Regions from separate parts of the Homo sapiens genome. Here all the other regions are linked to region 1. The links are chromatin loops, found by intact Hi-C in ENCODE. Cell type or tissue: mammary epithelial cell. All regions are shown on one strand. Links, peaks and the distances in the headings refer to the core of each region. The heading gives the core; the rest is flanking DNA.

Region 1 (7,634 bases), core at 1,284-6,283:
GATATATTAACCTATACGTGCTGTGAAGAGATACATAATTTCATATATGATTGTACATACTTTTAAATGAAATTTTATCTTATACATATATTTCCAGCTTGATTTTTTCCCAACAAAATGCATTATGTATCTTTTGACTTTAGTTAACCTACATGTACTCCATAGTTTGTAATGACCGTGGTACTCTTCCACTGGATGAACACCACACACAGTATTTAACTATTTGTCCATTGACTGGCATTTAAGTTCCTCACTGATTCTAACACTACCACAATGCTGCAATGATTCTCATACCCACATATACTTTTAATCCAAACATTTTACTGTGGTAGATTTCTGAAAATGAGCATTGGTACTTTAATTTTTAACTGAGGCTCCAAATTGCTCTCCAGAATATTTTGACCAATCTATACTTTCACTAACACCATCTGAGAATGCCCATTTCCCAAATCCCTGTCAATATAGATATTATCTATCAACACTGAAAACTTATTGTAAGTTTTGTGAGGAAAAAATGCATGTTTCGTTACTATTGAATTTTGTATTTCCCTGAGGTGTGAAGTAAGTTTAAGCATCTTTTCACGTCATGTAAATTTCAATTTTTTTCCTGAATTGCTCGTTCATATGTTGCCTATTTTTCTGTTTGACTGTTTATCTTTCCTAAAATTTTATTTGTAGAAAAAAAAGTGTCATAAAGCCCTATGTCTGTTCTGTATGCTACATTTTCCTTTCAGCATGTCATTGTTTTTTAACTTTATGCATAGAGCTGAGCCACATAAGAAGTGTTTTACATTTAAATTTGCTTGTTAATAGATACGCAGTTAAATTTGTTACTATTTTACTTATGACAACTATGTTTTGTCACGCTAAAACTGGTTTCACTACTTCAAAGTTAAAAAACTGCCTTCCATACTTTCACATCACTGTATTTTTCATGTAATATTATTGAAAATTATTTTTGTGTAATTGGGACTCCTTCGATAATTTATGTCTTGCTAGAAAAGAATCCATTTTATGTATTTCTAATTTATTTCTATATTTATGCAAACAAAATCTCATTATTTTGTTTAATCTCACTTGTATCTATAATTATACCTTATACTTTTCATTCCTATTTTTTTAACGTTAAAAATTTTCTGTGTCAGTCCTGCTAGGTTATTTTTTTTATTTTCATGTTTTTACAGAAATACATTTTATCTTTTTCATTCTTAACTTTAATTTTAGTTTTACAAAATATTAATTTTTAACTTTATTAAGCTTTTTTCTATCATAATTTTTTGTTTTGTTTTCTAGTTTCTAAAGTTGAATTAGTTGACTTATTTGTAATAATTTTTAAGGTACATAAAATTATATATTTTACTCTGAGTACAGTTACAGCGGCATCTCTTAATTTTAAAAAACATACTTGCATTTCTTTAATTTCTAAATAGTTTATATTTTTAATTTTGATTTGCTTTTTGAATATCTATTTGCAGCAGCAGAGAAGATTTGAATCTAGTTAGGAAATTAAATATATCTGGGCATATCTACTAAACTTGTACGAGCTGTGTAAGTAAATTCTCTCTTTTCCTCTACATATGGAGAATATTAGTAGAGTTGGGCTGGGAGAAAGCACCAGTTCTAGAATGGAAAGTGAAAGAAAAGAATGGCAGCATTTTCCTCAGACATTGGCCTAAAAGCCACTGAAAGGAATAGCACACTTGCCATCAGCTTTTTTGAACAAGGGCCTGAAGAAGCTGAAGGAGCTGTTTTACAAAGAAACCTCCTGACACGGTAGCATATGCCATCCAACTTTTGAAACCCAGATGAAAAGTAGGACAGTGAAGGAAAAGGAGGGCCACACTTTTTCTTTTTCTGCTGAACACAGTGTAGCTCCAATATATTAAAGCTTCTAGGAAAGGCTTTGGTCCCTCTCATCTATTCTATATGTAAATATTTTTAAGAACCTGTTTCATGCTAAGCACTGTGCTTGTCCTTGAAGAAGCAGTGAGGAACAGTGTTGGCTTCATCATAGGCTGAATCCTCAGCATGGACACGTGCCCTATCAAATTGAACACTGGTAGCCAAGGGCAGTGGGAGGTTAGCATGGGGATGTGGGAATCACTCCCCTGCCAAGTGGCCTCGGAAGTGGAAGACCACCAAAAAGGGAGACTGAGGAGAACATCAGAAAGTTGATGTAAGCATATCTAAAACTTCTGGCTAGAACCACACGAACACTTGGGTAAAATATGAGTGGGATTTGCAAAGGTTCCACATTCACAGATTAGAAAAAGACCTAGAATTATGTAGATTATTACAATTTATACATCCCTTGTAATTGTTTTCCAAGACTGGTGATGCCATTGCATAAGTATTTGCTCAGTACTGACAATTGACCAAAAATTGGTAGAGGGAAATGAGGTAAAGGGACTTTACCTTTGTTACTGTTATATACTGATTCATCCTCTGTATCTTCTTCGTTCTAAGAAAAAGATTTCAACATCATCTACATAACATACGTGCCAGATTTCTATGTTCCTAGGACTGTGTACATAGCATATTATTTAGTCAGTAAAATATTAATAACTCTGAGCAGTAATTATCATCATCATGGCTACTGAGGAGGAGACAAGCTGAAGGAGATTGACTCACTTACTAAAGTCACATAACTAACATAGGATAGAGTCCTTTCCAGGGAACAGTATATTTTCAGCCAATGTCTTTTGAACCAACGATGGTGTAAGTCATAGCTTTATTACTCATTCAGTTGCAAGAATTTAAACTGGGGTCTGGTGAGTCATAACCACTGAGCAATCACAAAGAGCTTGTAATCATTACCCATTTCAGAGTAACCTACAATAAAACCTACTTAAAAATGATCACTTTTCACCACAGATAGATCTGTAGAGGTGTAAAACAATATTATCAGATGTAATTATCTGAAGTGAAGTACTGCAGTGGGCACAAATATGGAAGAAGTGAGTATTAATTTTATTAAAATTGTTCATTAGAGTTAATCATTTGTTTATTCAAATGTATGCCCTAAGCACCTCCACATTACCAAATACTATGCTAGACAGTATGAGAGAAAAGACATAAACTCTTTACTAGAAGGAATTTACAGTTTAGCCAGGTAGATTAGATTCGTACTCCCGTTGGAAAGCACCGTCTATCATCTGAAACATACAAATAGCACATGGTAGAAAGAACACTGGGACTGGATTTCTTCCCCCATCGCTGATCAGAGGTGGAGCTTCTTCCCATCATACTTCCTCACTGGAGCACAGTTTTATTACCACTAAGATAAAAAATATGGTCTAGGGGACTGCTAAGATCTACAACATTTTTAAGTACAAGAATTTTATAAATGATTTAGGAGAGACTTTCCTGCAGTATCAGGAAAAACACTAAAGGAGAAAAATTGTATTTGAATTGGATCATGAAAGATTTAATTTGAGAATCTTCATAACAAACGGGAAGAAGTCAGATTTTAGGAAAAATATGTTTATTATAAAAGTAATATTATATTAAGTAATATTGTTGATTTAGCCACAAAACAGTTCATGGTCTTCAGTATGTGTGGAGAGTGTTTTAGGAAGTGGTAGCAAGATGTTGGAAAATTTCAACAAAAATGTTCTAGAGATTATAATTTAAATTCTTTGCATCATCTACACCTTTCCAGTTTAAAACAAATTTTGCCTTTAGTGTCATTTGAAAATTGTCTGCATACCAACATGCATTCTTTTTAATTTAATAGCAAACTGAGTTATGCAATTTGTTCACATTTCAATACCTTTCCTTACATGCTATAAAATTGATAGATCTTGTTTAGGAGTTCCTGTTTATGTTGAAATCACACCAGTATCAATCTTTATCTTGCATATATTTTTGCAAATATTTCTTGATTGTGTACCTTAACACTGAAATATTCTCGTGAACATTTTAAAAAATCAATCATCTTGATGTCAAGCAAACATTTGGTTGACTGAATTGTTGAGCATTCATCCAGATGTTAAAAATAACCAAGACTGTGTGTGTGTGTGTGTGTGTGTGTGTGTGTGTGAGATACAGTGTCTTCATATATTTAGATTTATTCTTTGGATACACAGATCTTGAAATTCCCCTAGTTTTATCTGTGGAACAAATTAGAATCACTACTAATAGTGCCACCTTGTGTCTAAAATTTAAAATCATGGGTACGTTTATATATTACAGAAGTTTCAAGTTAAAAATAATTATATAAATTAATCTACATCAAATTTCTCTTTCAAAATTCAGCAGTTGGAGGTCTAGCCAGGCAAGTGACGTGTTTAAAGCCACTCAGTCAGTGAGTGGTGCAGCTGAGACTAAAACCCAAGAATCATAATACTTGGTTTGGTACTTTTTAAAAATATATCACATTTTTTAGAGAAGTCACTTTTTATGACAAAAGCAAAGTAATCAATTTTAGGTTTAATAAAGCCAGGTGTAGATTTAATATTCATTTAATTTTAATTTATTGCCACAGTAAGATTCAGTTTTGATATGTAACTACTGTAAAATCCTAATAGTTAATGAATGTGTATTGCAATAATGTAGGCACCTATTATTAATGGGTATCAGGGACAATTAACGTGAAGAATATTATCTTTTCAGTTGTTTTTTAAACATATTAATTTAAAAGAAGTCATTCAAGATTTCTTCTCCCACATTATCTGATTTTATACTGCATTTAATGCATTAATCCACACCAGTCTTCAGAAGTAATTTTTAAGAGAGGATTGAGAGTACATGGCACAATGGTGGTGCAACAATGAACAGTCCAAAGCAGTTTTGATAGACTTATTAGTCTATAATAGACTTTTTGATAGACTTTTCATCCGAATATTAGCAAACTGCTATATTGTGTACTTTTATAGAATCTTTATATTTTCAGACCTCCTTCAACTGACTTTATATCAGATTTTCAATCAACAAATATCTATTAAGGATAACACTGAGCTGTTCATAATAAAATGTAAAAAACAAAAAAAAAAAAGGTGGAGTACATTGTCTTTGTCTTCACCCTGAGAGTACATAAGCATTTTTTAGTAAACTTTCAAAATTAAGGATATAGCTGGGCACAGTAGCATGCACCTATAGTCCCAGCTACTCAGGAGGTAGAGGCAGAAGGATTACTTGAGCCTGGGAGTTTTCATCTAGCCTAGGCAATATAGTGAGATCCCCAACTGTAAAAAAAAAATTAAGAATGATTTACTAACACACCATCAAACATTCACATTACTTCTATTTTTTAATGGTGGAGAAATGGAAAGCATTTTAAATGATGGGAAACAGAAGGAAAACGAAGAAATCAATATTTATTGGCCACTTGTGATACGCTGGGAACGTCACAATTGCTTTAATCCGCTAATTTGAGAAAGGGCTTCAGAAATTTTTACCCACAGCCCCCACTTTAATCCTCCATAGTTATATTACGTCCAGATTCTAACTTGCTGTTCTGCTTGGTTTACTCTTCCAGAAGTATGAAGCTTAATATTATGGCTGAAAATTGGCCTTCAAACAATAGAAACAAAAAACTTACTTTATGGCATGCATTTCTAGATTTTGGAATTAATAAACTTACTATACTTGAAGTTAGTTTACTTGTTTAGTAAATGTCTAGTATACCTTTACAAGATGGACTATGTTTTTTGGTCAATATTTCTAAACAGGAGCAAGTTTAGCTAATAGGACTTTTCCAGGGTGAAAATATGAAGATTTTCAAATGCATCCAGTTGTCTGATAGAACTCATTCCACCGCAGCAAAAGCAATACAGCAGAAACTAGGAGTCATTTTCCTTAGGTGCTTCCATTATAGAAATATAGTCATGGAATCTGAATAAAAAATGTGGTCATAGAGTACACAAAATAACAATAACAATAATAATAATGACGTGGCCCATTTTACTTCAATGGTTTTACACAAATTTGGTTATGTCAGCTTGATTGCCGTAATAGTAATTCTAATATTAAGAGAAGGGTCCCTTGTACTATGCTTTAGAAAACTATAGAAAGAGGCTGGGCGCGGTGGCCCACGCCTGTAATCAGAGCACTCTGGGAGGCCGAGGCGGGCGGATTACGAGGCCAGGAGATTGAGACCATACTGGCTAACACGGTGAAACCCCGTCTCTACTAAAAATACAGAAAAAATTAGCCAGGCGTGGTGGCAGGTGCCTGTAGTTCCAGCTACTCCGAAGGCTGAGGCAGGAGAATCGCTTAAGTCCGGGAGGCAGTGGTTGCAGTGAGCAGTGATCGAGCCACTGCACTCCAGCCTGGGCGACAGACGGAGACTCCGTTTCAAAAAAAAAAAAAAGTATGGAAAGAAAAACCAAGGCATGGTAAAACATGTGGAAAAGAAGAAGACGAGGAAGAGGGGAAATTCTCAAAGCCATAGCTAGGTTTCTAAGATGCCAGGCAACCCAATGATTGAATTCAAAGGAAAAAATAAATAAATAACAACAATTTGACCTCATAAAAAATTAGATGACTTGATATATCATTCAGAATTCATACATTTAAAAAATTTCAATAGTTGTTTTGCTTCTGTAAGTTGCCTATTTAGGGAGGAGATCAGAATACTAATCTCCAATGTGAAAAAAAAATGTACACCTAAATATCAGTGAAGTACATGGTTTAACCTACTAGCTACTTTCTAGCACTGGTCTCTATTTATTAGGTAAGAATTTTCTGAGTTTTGAAAGAATAGGCTTTCTGAAGGTTGCAAAATTTCCCATAGTGACTGTTAAGACTTCACTACAGAACACTGTATTTTTTTAAGAAACTACCACTCACAGTATTTCAGATAAAATATAAATATGATCTACAAATGTGACATCTTCTGGGGTAAAGAATAAAATAAAGGCTGTGTCAGGAACAAAAGAGATTAATTTAATAGTATTTCAGGACTGTTAACTAACTCCTGGCATTTATGAAATATTAAGAGAAGGATTTATCTACTGACCTGAAAGGAAAATGAGAAAGCTATGTACTGAGACATACTAAAATATTTGTCTCAGCTTAGAGACTTTATAAATTAACATGCTTAAGAATCAGGCTTCAAATCATTTTTAAACATTTGAAAAGCTTGGTGTCCAGAAATATAAAGTGGATAAGGAGAAAAGAAGTGGCTGGATTACTCAACATAACATCTACAGTGGGTTAGGGTAGCAAAGAATAACTGCACAGGCATTTCTCCAAACCTGTTTGGTGCTATCAGTTCAGAGAAAACCATGCACATCCACATCCACATGCACATGCCCAAATGCACATACACCCACTGCTATAATTGGCTAGCCAAATCACAATGTCATTAGGAAATTCAAACATATATAGGTACTACTTTTTAAAGAAACTGGAGTATTTTAGCATCATCAGTGAATATTTGCTTCAGGGAAATCTTTAGAAAGCTATCTGAGGGATCATCCCATTTAAAAAAAATGGGTAAAATTTCTGGAAAGACCAAGTATTAAAAGTGGGTTTTTAGGTGTTAATTCAAATAAGGTTATGAAATATAATTATTTCAGCTTTTCTTTATTTTGCTATTTTTTACAATAAATATTATTTTCATAATAAGAAATACGGTTTATTCTAAACGAACTAAACCAAGAAAAGAAGATAATAAATACAAAATTCTG
Region 2 (7,634 bases), core at 1,416-6,415, 410 kb before region 1:
CTAGGAAAAACTTTTCTGGACATCAGCCTGGCAAATAATTTATGACAGAGACTCCAAAAAACAAATGCAACAGAAACAACAATAGACAAATGGAACTTGATTAAACTAAAAGTCCTCTTCACAGCAATAGAAATAATCAAAAAGTAAATAGAAAACCGACAGAATGAGAGAAAACAAATTATGTCTCTGACAAAGGGCTAATATCCACAATCTACAGGAAACCCAAAGAACTCAACGAGAAACAATCCCATTAAAAACTGGTCTAAGGACAAGAAAAGATATTTCTCGAAAAAAGAAATACAGGTGGCCAGGAAACACAGGAAAAAATTCTCAACATCAGTAATTACCAGAGAAATGGAAACTAAAAGCACACTGAGATATTTTACACCAGTCATAATGGCTATTACTAAAAGCCAAAAATAACAGATGTTGGTGTGGATGTGGAGAAACGGGGATTCTTGTATACTGTTGGTGGAGATGTAGATTGGTTCAACTTCTATGGAAAACAATATGGAGATATTTTAAGGAACTAAAAATAGAGCTACCATTAGTAATCCCACTGCTGTGTATCTACCCAAAGGAAAAATAAATCATTTTTCAAAAAAACACACCTGCACTCATATGCTTATGGCAGCATTATTCACCACGGCAATCATGGAACTAATCCTAGTGTCCATCAACAGTTGATTGGACAAAGAAAATGTGTTATACAGACACCATGGAATACTATGCAGCCATAAAAAATAATGAATTCCTGTCCTTTGCAGCAACATGGATGGAGCTGGAGGCCATTATCCAAAGTACACTAACTCAGAAGTACAAAATCAAGTGTTGCATGTTCTCACTAAATGAGGACTAAGCTATGGGTGCACAAAAGTATACGGAGTAGTATAACGGATATTGGAGATTCAAAAGTGGGGAGGTAGGAAGGAGATAAAGTTTGAAAGATTATCTATTGTATTCAATGTTCAATATTTGAGTGACAGAGACACTAAAAGCCAAATCCCCACCATTAGGCAATATACCCATGTAACACACATTCACGAATGCCCCTTAAATCTAACATTAAAAAATAAAAATTAAATAAAAAAAGAAGTGTCATTCAATAGTACTGTTAATGTTTTAAAGTATGTGACAAGTAAACAGAAAAGTTCTTCTGGACATGTGAAGTATATTTTATATGAAAATATAAAACCTCATAGTTTCAAAGTATATGGTTAGGAATAAGGGTATATGTATGCATAAATGGATGTATGTAGACTAAGGCTGGAAGGAACAATGCAAAACAAATCATGAGGAAGTAATTGCTGATACACACACAAACACTTCTTTAAAAAAATAAAGCTTCCTTGGCCATCAATAATATATATAGTATTAATATAAATATAAATATATATTATTAATATAAATATAAATATATATATATATTTTTTGAGACAGAGTCTTGCTCTGTCACCCAGGCTGGAGTGCAGTGGTGTAATCTCGGCTCACTGCAACCTCCGCCTCCCGGCTTCAAGCAATTATCCTGCCTCCGCCTCCTGAGTAGCTGGGATTACAGGTGCACGCCACCAAGCCTGGCTAATTTTTGTATTTTTTAGTAGAGACAGAGTTTCACCATGTTGGCCAGGATGGTCTCAATCTCCTGACCTCGTGATCCAGCCTCAGCCTCACAAAGTGCTGGGATTACAGGCGTGAGCCACCATGCCTAACCCATTAATAATATTTTAAAAATAAAAATGTGATTAGGGAAAGTAATAATATGCTCGTAATTATTTATATCTTATAGGCAAGCATTCCTTTACTCCTTGTTTAAAAATTAAAAAATAATAGTCTATTGTATAGTCAAGTTGATAACTATAAAATAAAACTAACAATTAAAAATTATTTTGAATCTATTAGCTTTCAATGGCATTTCTTAGCAATAATTATTCATTTGAACAATATAGCATGTGTTCAACTTCAATGCATAGATGACTACATGGAATTCCCAAGAACCTAAACAAAGGCATTTTTGGGAAGATTGTTTCTTAAACTAAATCTTAAGATTATGCTGTTTATTGAAGGCTCATTCTTGAGTACGAATGAGAAATAATTTTAATGAACAATTTTCATGAATTGGAGAGGCAAGCTCAATCACATTTGTATAAAGTCATTTGTAATACAGCACACACAACAGATAAAGCTAACTCTCAGTAAATGGTGTATTGATTTTACAGCTGTGAATGCACATTGTACTATTTAGAGAAAATGTCTGTTCCAGTATCTGCCTATTCCATGGGAATATGTGTCTACGAACTAAATGCTAAGATAAGAGCTCCTCTAATTTGTTTACATTATGTGGTATTTACCCTGGAGTGTGGTAACTGTTAGAGAAAATAAAATCACATGACATGGAACAACTTTCTTATTAAACGAAAGTGTGTACGTGCATGCACATGCATACACACACATATATACACATAGAAAGATAAGGAAAGGGAGAAAAAGAGATTCAGGTTGAGAGTGGGAACTTAGTACCACCAGGTACTGTGCCAGACACTAGGAATACGAAAGCTAAAAAGTGTAGTCCCTGCATTATAAGATGAGAGAATAACGAGGTGGACTATCAAGTTCAATGTGATAGGAATAGTGCTGTAATGTTGATATGCAAATGGTGCAAAGAGGAAAACACATCTTCAGTTGCTGACCAACTGGAGTCAAGGAAGGAGTCACAGGAGAGGAGGTGCTGAGCCTTGACGAGGTTGTTGAGAGAATGAGAGGAGGAAACACATTCAAAGCCAACTATGCATTAGCACTGAAGTCTGAAAGAAGAAGACTTTAGAGAAACAGGCATCATTTACTGAGCATGGAGCAGGGGTACATAAGAAGCAGGCAATGAGATTGGAGAAGCAAAAAGGGACAGGATCAAAAATAGCCTTGAATCCAGGAAGTTTTGAGTAGAAAACTAGCATATGCATTTTTAATTATAGATGTATTTCTCTGGCAAGATTAAATGGGTCACAGTTTTAAGAGCATCATAAAACGTCTAAAAGACTGTTAAAAATCACTGAATAGGAATGGTAATATATGTATGTTATTATAGATGCTTGAAGGTGAAAAAAATGACATAAAAACAAAGAAATACCAGAATCTCTTTAAGGAAATAGTCATCAGATGATTGAGGGTCCAGGGATCTGGATGTGGGGTATGATAAGCAGTCCCCCCTGAATGTTAAAATAACCACATTTATTATGTGCTCCCTATGTATTAGGCAGTCTGCTAAATATTTTATACTCATTATTTTGTTTAATCTTTCCAACACATCTAACAGTAGGTCTTTTGAATTCTGTTTTAGAGATGGGAACTCTGAGAATTAAAGAGGTTAAATAACTCACCCAAAGTCACACAATTAGTAAATGGAACAGTGTTTTACTTCAAAGCCTGAGCATCTGCATATAAAAAAGGACACAAAGCCCACATCACTGGTCTAAAGATGAGCAGGTCACCTCCCAGCATTAAGCCAAGAGACTATAGAAACACTACTGCTATTATAAAATTAACAAAGCAAATAAAAAAGTAACTACTGCTATCATATCAAAGTAAAACTGCTATCATATCAAAGTAAAAAAAAAGTAACTACTGCTATCATAAAACTAAGCCAAAGAATAAAATTAGACCTAAAGATCGAGAAGAATGACTACTCCAGAGAAACAGGAAGCGCCAAAGAGCTGTAGAGTATGCCTTTATCTTCTCCTGCCTAGGGTTGGCCACTGACTCATCCAGGAAATGAATGGCAGGCTGGCTGAAAGAGTATGAACAATAACAATGCCACCAGTGACAATTGCAACAACAGCCTGTTTATTGGATACAAACTATGTGCAGGGTCTATGCCAAGCTTTTCATACATGAGCTAACTGGTGCTTAAATGAGCTAAGTGACTTGTCACTGTTCTTTCAAGTCCAAAACTCATTATTCTTTTATGCAGAACTGCTTTCCACATCTGACTGACTGAAGAAATATCTGAATGACCCTATAGAGTTGGTGTTTAAATTGCTATATCAATTTACTCTAACAACTTTTCTGCCTCAATCATGTCTTTCTGCCCTATAGCAGTAATTTGGAGGATGAATTTGAGGTGGGGTTTGACTCTGAACAAGTCAGTTTTGTTGAAGAGTTATATAAGAGTACCCATAATCACTTCGATAATAAGTGGGATGTTTTCAAGTTGAAAAATTCTCATGTAGTTTGTGGGTGTGTGAGGTATTCAGAAAAATCCTATTACTAAATTGATGTAAATGCATTTTTCCCAGGTGCCCTAAGGTAGGCAGATGAGCACAGCTACATGAAGCTTATTGAACAAAAATTTAAATTCACAAAATAGATACATTAAGGAGTACTTATTCTCAAGAGAAAAAGCAATGTTCACACTATGCAAGGATTTCTTGAACTAGCAAATTCCTCCCTAGTGTATTTCAATTAGATTTCCATTTACAATAGGAAAAAAAATCAATTTGCAGGCAATTTTGCAGTGCCATATCTATTGCATAAAGCAAAATACAGTAGTATCACTTTTTAGAGTTTTGAACAAACTCCTGTATAGAAAACACTTTGAAAACCACACACAAATAATGCTTCCTGGTGGATGACACACAAAGCATCCTTAAAGTCTCTAGTTGGTTCCCTCAATAATAAACTCACCAGTACTGAGAGTTCAGTGCATGCCAGCAAAATTCCCAAATTAATTCCTCCTGATGAACTCCCTCTTTTCTAATACATTTTTTCTCACTGCTATTATGTGGAAACAAGTTGACACTGGCTTCTTACACATAGGACTTATCTAGACTTCCAGTTGTTTGGCTGATAAGGAGATTACTAAGTAAACTTCTAACTCAGCCAGATGGTATGTGGCCACGTTTGACTTGAAATATTTTCAGCTTTTTGGATTAACGAAGAGCTGAAAATTTTCAGGATAGGAAGAACTTTCCCCTCCCTACTTTTCAGGGTAGTGTTTATTCAGAGAAATAAACTTTCGGACTTTTGATCGGCATCCCTGAAGAAAGCAGCATCTGATCAACTGCATGGAGAACATGAAATTTATTGAAAGTATAAACAGTAACTATGGCTGCAAAAGAAATTGATTTTTGTCCTTGCAAGGATGAGTAAACTGGAAAAGATTTTCACATAAACTAAATCTCTTACATAAATGTTCCTTCCCTAAAAACCTTTAGCACTAAGATAATGACCACCTTGTAAGTGATGGTTAGATGTAAGTCACTCTAAATAGCCTCTTAAACACCAAAGGAATACAGGGACAGAGGTTAACACTTAGAGTAAAATTTTAAAAATCTGCGTTTTTGAGTCTTGAGTTCTCCCAAAAGGGCCACTTGCATGACCTTGGGCCTCTCTTTAACCTCCCAGAGACTCTCTCTTCTTATATGCAAAATAAAAACCAAAACATCTACCTCCTGTGGCATATAATCCATAAGGTATTAGCTATCGTATAATCAATGACAACAGTTCTTGTTATTCAACTCGTTCATAAAAGAGCTATCTAACTATAAGTATCCCAGCAAATATTTCCTTTGCTTTTAGAAAATTTTAGCAATTACAGATTATATTCTAATAGCTACTACAAATCAGCCAGATTACACCATTAATTGGCAGTTCACTGTTCTGCACAAGTATGTCCTGAATTCTCAGGAAAGAAACATAACAATGTTTTGGTTTACTCAAGAGATATAAGAGACTGGTTACCAAAATAGCCCCAATTCTTCACCTGTTCTTGTAGCTATGGCCTTTGCCATGTGTCCTTGTATCTCTTTCTATCAAGAAGTAGAACGTATTTTCCAAATTCTTTTAATTGGGTTGACCTTCTGACCTTCTGAGCTAATAACTAACAGAAAGCAATGGAAGTGATGATTGGCCAAGCTCTAAGCTTAGGCCTCAAGAGACTTTGAACATTTCTGCTCCTTTGTTGCCCAGACACTGTCATTAAGAATATGCCTGGACTAGCCTACAGAAGATACCACATGAGGGAGAGCCCACTTGTATTAGTCAAAGCCCTTCTAGACAAGCTATACCAGTTAAGCCCCAAACATCTGAGAAAATCTAGATAGATCGTCATATCTGCCTATCCAACTCACGTCTGACTAAAGATGCACAAGTGAGCTTAGCTGATTACAGAAAGAATTGATTCATTTTACATGAACCATATGGGTCACAAGTCTCAAGGAGATCATAGCGTGGAAAGACAAAAGGCAAACAAATGAATTGCTGAGGTCAGAATAATGATTCATACAATTGAGGCAAAATACAAACTGTAATAGGCCACAGAAGAGAAAGAGGTCAAGGCATCCAGGGGGTTCAGAGATTTTTTCATGTGGTGCTATTAGAACCAAGTCTGGAAAGGAAGAAAAATGCTGGGAAATGTGGCCCATTTCCAAATTTAAGGACATTTTCTGACACTAAAAGCATTTTTTTGTGTGTGCGTGAGATGGAATCGCTGTGTCACCCAGGCTGGAGTGCAGTGGTGCAATCTCGGCTCACTGCAACCTCCGCCTCCTGGGTTCAAGCGATTCTCCTGCCTCAGCCTCCTGAGTAGCTGGGATTACAGGTACGTGCAACCACGCCTGGATAATTTTGTATTTTTAGTAGAGATGGAGTTTCACCATGTTGGTCAGGTTGGTTTCGAACTCCTGACCTCGTGATCCACCCGCCTCGGCTTCCCAAAGTGCTGGGATTACAGGTGTGAGCCACTGCACCTGGCCAACATTTTTACTTTACACTATGTGGAAGATTGGTGGTTAGAAGAGCTGTAAACAAATTTGCATTTTAGAAAGAATACTCTGGTGATGAGATGGGGGCATACTTAGAAAGGGAAGAAGCGGGGGAGCCTGCTGAAACCTATTCTAACAAGCATTCATCTAAAAATGTTGAAGTTCTCACCAAGAGAAACATTCAATGGGAATGAAGAGGAAGAGATGGATTTGAGAAATATCAGAAAATAGTGCAATTGTTGCTTTTAGTTGCAGTGCAGAAGCACCCAACAGAAAAGTGGCATATTGCAGAACTGATAAGTCTCTTACTCCAACTGCTTTTTAGAAACCCACTGTGTGATTTTGATGGAAGGATTTAGCCCCTGAACTTCTAGAGGATGTTGGCTTTTGAAAAGGAGAAAACACAGGAGTTCCTGTGGATCCAGGTGATTGGGTTTAGCTCTGTTTTGTAGCCTGCATTTAGACCCTTTGTAGATAAAATTGGGGCAGATCCTAGAAGCTGCACACACTCACAGGTGGCTTCCTGGGACACTGCCTGAATCTGGGTCTAAAGTTACAGCAACTTTTCAGGACATGTATGCTTTCCTGAAATCAGTGATGGAGTGACCATTTAATACTTTCTCTTTTGTCATTCTACCTTTCTTTTTTCCCCATTAGGCTCTAACTGAACCTTGTTTCAGAGTAGTGGGCTGTGAAAGTGGGCTAAGAAGATTGAAGAGCTCTATAAAGAAGGTATAAAATACGATTCTGACAATTTGATGCTGATCGTTTGTGATGTGTGAAATTAAATCCTTATCCAATGTGCCTAGACAATGCAATTAGTCTTGGGTGTCTATATTAAGAAACCTTTTTTGTTAAATCAATGCAGGAGCTCAGCTC
Region 3 (7,634 bases), core at 1,416-6,415, 710 kb before region 1:
TTTTGCACACTAATTGGTGGCTAAAAGAGATTCATCCATAAGACTTTCTAGGCTTAAAAAGAAGGTTTAGTCTAAAATGTTGATGGTCATACTAAAGAAGAGTATTGCTTGCAATCATGCAGATAAATGTATACTACTGTTGCTCCATTTTATAAGAATCATGTTTATTATCTATTCAATGTTTTTCCCTCTTCCTCTCTTCTAAGCAGTGGTTAAATTGATGGTGCATTATATTATCACTGACATCTTAGAATTAAATAAATGAAGTTTTCCATATTAATGCTGAATACATGTTACATGGATTGGCAGGTTTGTTGAATGGGTAGATGGAAGGGAGGGGATGAGGGAAGAGTGCAAAGCTGCTCTTTTATCTCTCAAGTTTTGATCAAGATTGTTTTTAACCAGTCATAGCGCTACTGAAATAATTCATTATTGTCAGTGACTTCAGCTAAATTCACAGATTTGATGAAGGGCCTACACTGCCATAAAAAGTATTGGAATACAAACAATGTGTGACACGTGACACTTGCCCATAGGGGCTAGCACACTGCTTACTGCTTGATTAATGGGTGGAAATGCAAGATTATTACATGGAAATCATCTATAGGAGAGAAGAGATTCACTGTTGGCTATTGAGGTAAAGTCTCTCGGAGGAAGCTCTATCCAGAGACTGAATTGAATTTGGACATAAAAGGAGCAGTGAAAAGATAAGGAAAATGTAGAGTAGGTACTATTAGTATGTCCAGGGCAGGAGACAACCATCATTATGGTTTAAACGATCTGAACAGACAATAATAGTAATAAACTTCACTGTAATCTGGGTCTATGTTTTGTTATTCCTGGCCTTGGTTCATAATAACAGCTGTTAACACTTCTTATATGACAATAAGCCATTTAAGTGGCAAAACAGCCCTATGAATATTTAATATACCCATTTTATTGGTAAAGACACTGAGACATATTAACTCAGCCTGGGAAACAGTCAACAGATAGTAGAGTTGTTTTGTATATAGCCTGCAACCCAATTCTGCATTTTTTTCCAGGTTTTCTAGACCAGTTCTCAAAGTCTATGGTCTCAGGATACTTTTACAAAACTTTTAAAAATTATTGAGGCCTCCAGAAAGCTGTGGTTTTTGTAGGTTATATCTTTCGATATTTGCTATGTTAGAAATTAAAGCTTAGAATTGTAAAATAATGTGTTTATTAACGTATTATAAAAATGTCAAAATAAATTACACAATTTTATGAGCAATAACTATGTTTTTCAAATGAAAACAAAATACTAAATAAAGTTGCCTTTAACATTTTCATTTTTTTATTGTTAGACTTAATAGAAGACAACCGAATTCTCAAATCTGCTTCTGCATTCTATCTGTTTCGATATGTTGTTTTCATTGAAGTATACAAAGACAATACAGCCTCACAAATATATGTAGTCGGAAAATTGAGGAATATTTTAATAGTTTTTACAGATAATTGGTACTGCACCAAATCTTGACAAGTAGAGTTTCTTAGATAATATTTGCATTGTGGAATCTGAAAACATGTCAATGAATTTTTTTGTGTTACATTAAAATCCACTGGTCTATTTTACGCTTTGATAGATCTTTTACTCATGCATGGTTTTATGTTATGCATTAGACATTTAGAAAAAAATTGATTCATTGAGTTATCCAGATCTTGCAAATGTTCACCATTTTTTTAAATAGAACATCACAAAATTACATTTGCTAGTAGCACCACTGATCTCAACAGAAAAGTCTTTTAGTATTGGGAAGCTGTCAAACTTAGAGTAGTGAATACAAGTTTCCCAAAATTCTAATTTTTACTTGGTAGCTTGAATTTTATCACTGGCAGCAAATATTGTCATTGTTTCCCTTGAAATAACAGGCTCACTTCCTTTATTTTCAAGAGAACCTCTACTATACAACCAAGTCCAAATAACCATAATTTTGTTTGTCAATTATTCTTTCAAGTAAAAATGACTCCCCTTGAAAAAGTGGCTAGTTCAGCTCATAACTCAATCACACAAGTGCTTTTGTTACTGAGTCAACCATCATATTTCAATATGCAGCAGAATTGCTTCATGTGAATATCCATTTCATCATACAGAATAATAAAAATGTGTCTTCTATTTAAAGATTTAATAAAATTGATAATTTCTACAACTTTATCAATGATATTCTTAAATAAAATTGGGTTTTAAAAAAGTGGTGCTGAAAAATGCAATGACACTCATAGAAATTAGTGCCTTTGCCCTAATTCAAGTGCCTTTGCCCTAATGCAAAAGTTCAACAATTTTACCAACCATTGATTTTGCACCATCAGTACAAACGTCAACACAGCTTAAAAGGGAAATATTTTCTCAGTACTATTATGGAAATAGTCTTGATATTATGGACCTCCTGAGAAGGTCACAGGGACACCCACATGTCTGCAGACCACACTTTGAGATGTTGTGCCTTACTGTAAATGCATCCTGTATAGCTCTGTTTATAAATGTTTCTGTTTTAAAAACCTTAAAGGGAAAAAAACCAACAAATTATTTTTAAAGGATCATTAAATGGCAGAAGTGTGAACCAAAAGACAACTAATGTGTTATATAAGTACTTTTTAAAACATTAATTAAAAGTAAATTTTATGAGAAAAAAGACTTCAAAGATTTGAAGTGAGCCATTAGTTAGAATATCCTACAAAATAGCACATTTATAATTTAAGAGGTTTTCCTTTTTACCTATGGAGCAAACTATACTTTGAATCCATCAATATGGATTTCATATCTGGTATATAATTTTACATAGTTCAGAAAACACTGGGAGAAGATGTGAAACATCTGAACTATGTTCAGAAAACATTGGGAAAACATTGGGATATGTTTCTGTAATATATAAATAATAAATGATATTAAGAATGCTAATAGCTATTGTTTATTGTTTTTAATATATTATATACTTTAATCCTGCAGCATGCTTGTGACTCAAGAACAGAAGTGAAAGGAAGTGTCGGTCTTCTGCACTCTGCCACAGCAAGAAAAATATGAGCCCAAATCCACCAGGTCCCCCTGACTCAAAGCCTAACCCGAAACACAGAGAAATCACGTACACTCATGCCTTCTTCAAACTTCGCTTTTCAGATCTGGAAGCTAAAAGACGCAGCAACAATGACTACATGAAAACTGCTTAAGACCTTTCTTAAAACAGGCAGTGAACTGGTTCTTTGTAATAAGAGGATGAAGCAGAATATTCCATATTTAATTAGCAATCTTAAGAAAGTGAATTAACACCTTCCTTCTGAGGTGTTGCCAGTCAAACACAGTTGGATTCCCATTTTTTGGAGGCTTGGAGGCCTGTTTGGGAGAGGTCATTGACAGTAAATTGCTAGGACACATGATACAAGGCATCACACAAGGAAACATTGTGGAAGCTAACATTTTTCCACAAAACACAAGAGAGAAAACAGAAGCAGATTGAACAGCAATGGTACTTAGTGTTACCCCCAGCTTATAAATTCCTTTTGGGCAGGAGTGCTATATAATTCATTTTTGAATTTCCCTAATGGCACATGCTCGGGCACATTGAAGGCATTCGATATATGTTTGTTATTTTTTAACAAAATTGAATGGGAATTGAAATTTAGTGTGATAAGAAAAGATAACCCATGTATTTGAGTGTTTATATTTTGTAAACCTTGCTCTAATCGTGCATCAAGCTGTTAGTAATTAGTAAATGCTCAAAGAACTATTTGTTGTGAAATTAGTAAAATTATTCTCTGAAACAGCATCTGATACCATAAATACCTCTTAAGACTTTTCATCAGTGTGCTAAGCTATGCTTTTATGCTTGTAGATAGTAAAAAAAAAAAAATCTTCTTCTGAAGGCTTTCTGAATTCTTTCTTCACATCACAATGTAATGTATTTTCAAGGTTACATTAGTTACTATATTTATACATGAATTTGTGTGTAGATGTATATGTGTATATACACTCATATATTATACATCACATATTTACATATAACTGTCATATATATGAACTTTTTAAATACAAAAACATAATCTATACTCCATGTAACACTTCCCCACTAACACACATACCAATATAAAGAGTCATTTTACTCATTACTAAACAAACAAAAAATAGTTCTTGAAACCAAAACCCATAATGTATACTTTGTGTTTCCTTGGTTATCCTCATCTAGAAAAAGTCTCTCTGAGTGACTCACACGGCCACAAGGAATCATTGCCATTAAATTGGCAGCAGTTTTCTGAAATGTGGCATGGTGATGACAAGGGAATGAATATTTTATCTAATTCCTGCCTAACAAATGTAAACTTTCAAATTAATTGAAGATAGAAAAGAAAACACTCTGGGCACTATTTTATAAACTTAATACCTCCTTTAATTACCTCGGCAATTCCCTGAGTAGTGACGTGGGGACCTTAGCTGCTCCCATCCTATCACTAAGCCATCTTTATTGTGCCTTCCAAGGTTAACACAAAAAGGATAAAGGTCTGAAGAATTTCATGGAGTTTTTCTAAGACTTCCTGGAATTTTTTCTGAATCTCTCCCACTCATATCCCATCAGCCAGATGTCACATAGCCATATGCAAGGGAAGCTGGGAAATAGAGTCTTCCTCTGTGTGTCCCAGGAATGAGGACACATGGTAAGCCAGATTTTATCAGAGTTAAAGGCAGCACTGTCCCTGCCATAGTTACTATTATCATTACCCCTTAGAGTTACACCACATCAACATTATCTTTTACGTTTTAGCCAAACGATTAACTCTACAGTGAAACCTTCCAATAATGTGCCCCACAGAATAAAAACCCAGGCACGAGTCAGTCATTCACAGCAACTGGCTAACTCTGGTCACCTCAAAAACTTCACAATAGGGCAACCCTATATTTTATGTGATTAATTGTTTTGGACCCAAGCTATAATGCTATGGCTAGTTTCTACTATATTTATAATACCTTTTTGAATGTGTTAATAGTTCCCAAGAAGTACAGTCAAATCTGTCCTCTAGTGTGAGTCACTAAAAGTGATTATTGATGAACCATAGGTTGCTGGAGAAGCTGAATTATAGTGTATCAATTTGTGATGATATATAAAGAATGAGAATGAGATGAAGTAAAAATATAGAAATAACATTCTGATTCCACCCCTTATTAACTTTATGTCTCAGTGTCTCAGTTTCCTTATCTATAATTTATATCTGTATGAAATAAAAAAATAGAGCAAATAATGCTGACATTTTGTCTAGTATTAAGGAATAAATATAGTCATATTTAATTATTAAAATAACTCTAAAATAAACACAATTTCTATTCCTATTTTATGTAAAAAGAAGCTAAAGTTATATAACTTGTCCAAGGTCACACAGCTAGGAAGTGTTAGAAATAGGATTCAAACTCAGATCTATATGATTCCAAAGTCCAGAATCCATCATGCTCCTTCTTAAAGAACTCTGCCATTTTCGAAATCAGCAGCAATGTTGATATGGTTTGGTTCTGTGTCTTCATCCAAATCTCATGTAGAATTGTAATTCCCAGTGTTGAAAGAGGGCCCTGGTTGTGGATGATTGAATCACAGGGGCAGACTTCCCTCTTGCTGTTCTTGTGATACAGTGCTCACAAGATCTGATTACTGGAAAGCGCGTGACACTACACCCTTAGCTCTCTCTCTCTGCCGTGTGAAGAAGGAGCTTGCCTCCACTTTGCCCTTCAGCCATAATTGTAAGTTTCCTGAGGCTTCCTCAACCATGCTTTCTGTACAGCCTCTAAGACTGTGAGTCAAGTAAACCTCTTTTCTTCATAAATTAACCAGTCTCAGGTAGTTCTTTATAGCAATGTGAGAACGGACTAATACAGATGTTGTTGTTATGGTTATAATTATACCATCAATCTTAGCTTTTCTATTTTGTCCTAGGAAAACTTTCTTCTTTAATCATTTAAACAAAGTTTTGCTATGAACCACTTGGAAAATAAAAAAGCAGATAGCTCAAAACATTGATAGAGTTTAAAGAATCATCAGAGATATAGAGAGCATTTAATTTGCAATTCAAATGGCACTTCTGGTACTACATATGTAAGATACTAATAAATACTGAGTGCAGGTAGGCCTCTGCCTTGATTCCAGGTAGGCCTCTGCCTTGATTCCACAAGTCTTCAGTTTCAGGTGGTCCAAAATTCAAGGTGAGATCATCTTCCTTAGAATGTTAAGTAGGTTTACACTGTTTCCTTTTCTCTATAAATTTGTTTTTGCAAGCCCCACTTTTTAAATCTTATTTTTTAATATTTTTTACCAACATTTTCTCTCTTATACAATACTCATTTTATTGAGGGGTGTGAGAATGTGTTATGTAAAGCCTCTGTTTAAAAAAATCTGGTTCTGTGACATTCTACATCAACTCATTTTTTATTACATAAATATAGTTTTAAGGGAGAGAGAATAAAGTGAGAGTGAAAGAGACGCAAGAAAGAGAGAAAACGAGAAAGAGAGAGAGAGAGATCAAAGTGCCCTGGTCTTTCCCCTGAATCTTACCAGTTCATCATTTTTGTCTGCCTCACTCTAGGTGACATGTGACAGGGCAGCAGATGGTCCCCAAATCCAAAAATTGACTATTTCTAGGGGTGAAAATTGGTATAATGTATATCACAGTCTGGTAAGATATAAAACAGCTGTACTCTGACATTCCTAATAAAGATTATTATATAAAATACTCAGGGAATCATGCAGATACAATTTTTGACAATAATCTGGGGTACTGGTACATGATATCTAATCCTTAATGAAAGGACACATTTAGAAATTTAGAAATTTCACTAGTCTATAGAACAAAAAGGCAGAGAGAAGCAGTTTAAGAAAATCTTTTACATGCTAAAAATATGGGGCTTTGACAGTTAATGGAGATATACCTTGCTTTACACAATAGCATAGGAAAACGGGAATCTCAATGTATCTGCTTCTCAGGTGATTAACTGAGACTCAGATAAGTTAAGTGCCCTCCGCAGAAAGGAATAGAATTTCCACTCCTGACTCCCCACCCACAGGCCCAGCACTTCTCCCACCCAACTTTCAGAGCAGCCTGATCCAGCTCTGCTGCTGCAGCAAGCTCAAAAAGTCCCCATCTTGAAAAGTTATTTCTCATTTCTCATTTATATTACTAATATTTTCAGCTTCCTTATCCTCACTTCTCATTATTCAAAATATTTTAACAAATACATTTGTAAGTGTGTCTGCACATATCTAAACATATATAAAATTTTGTCCAGCAGAAAATGTGTTTATGTAATAAGCTGCATAGGATGACTAACTGTGTGGGATTTCATTCAGAAAAAAAAAAAAATAGTGGGGAAAGAGGAGTTAATCCTAACTGCATAGGATTTCATTTGGAAAAAAGTGGAAAAATGAGAGAATCTTATGGATTAAAAAAGTTGAAAAAGAATATAGACAACCCATAATCCCTTATTTTATTACAACATATTAAAAACTAAAGAAAGCTGCGTTTATGGAATATAGCCCATGTGTACACACTGTGCACAGCACTTTGCAGACCTCTGTCATTCTGTCTTGGCAACAAGCCTATAAGCAAGTATTTATTATGCCCCTTTTCGTAAACAAGGACACTGTCAA

The links. Peaks named below come from ENCODE experiments on the same cell type or tissue, not always from the same donor. Only the 100,000 strongest peaks of a DNase experiment are listed, where the experiment ranks them.
Region 2: a loop joins it to region 1, with 4 times the contacts of the local background. A loop is called at or near these places in 2 of 110 quality-filtered maps.
Region 3: a loop joins it to region 1, with 3 times the contacts of the local background. A loop is called at or near these places in 2 of 110 quality-filtered maps.

The regions. Positions count from the first base shown.
Region 1 is chr11:81,003,098-81,010,731 of GRCh38, forward strand. No RefSeq gene overlaps it. Among named protein-coding and RNA genes, the nearest start is that of LINC02720, 240 kb to the left of the region's middle. In mammary epithelial cell, for the core only: a CTCF peak has its summit at 4,152 (motif pointing left); a DNase peak (open chromatin) is centred at 2,684; H3K27ac peaks cover 1,842 bases.
Region 2 is chr11:80,590,383-80,598,016 of GRCh38, forward strand. No RefSeq gene overlaps it. Among named protein-coding and RNA genes, the nearest start is that of LINC02720, 170 kb to the right of the region's middle. In mammary epithelial cell, for the core only: no CTCF peak of the experiment used is centred there; a DNase peak (open chromatin) is centred at 3,779; H3K27ac peaks cover 1,815 bases.
Region 3 is chr11:80,293,819-80,301,452 of GRCh38, forward strand. No RefSeq gene overlaps it. Among named protein-coding and RNA genes, the nearest start is that of LINC02720, 470 kb to the right of the region's middle. In mammary epithelial cell, for the core only: no CTCF peak of the experiment used is centred there; a DNase peak (open chromatin) is centred at 4,183; H3K27ac peaks cover 1,296 bases.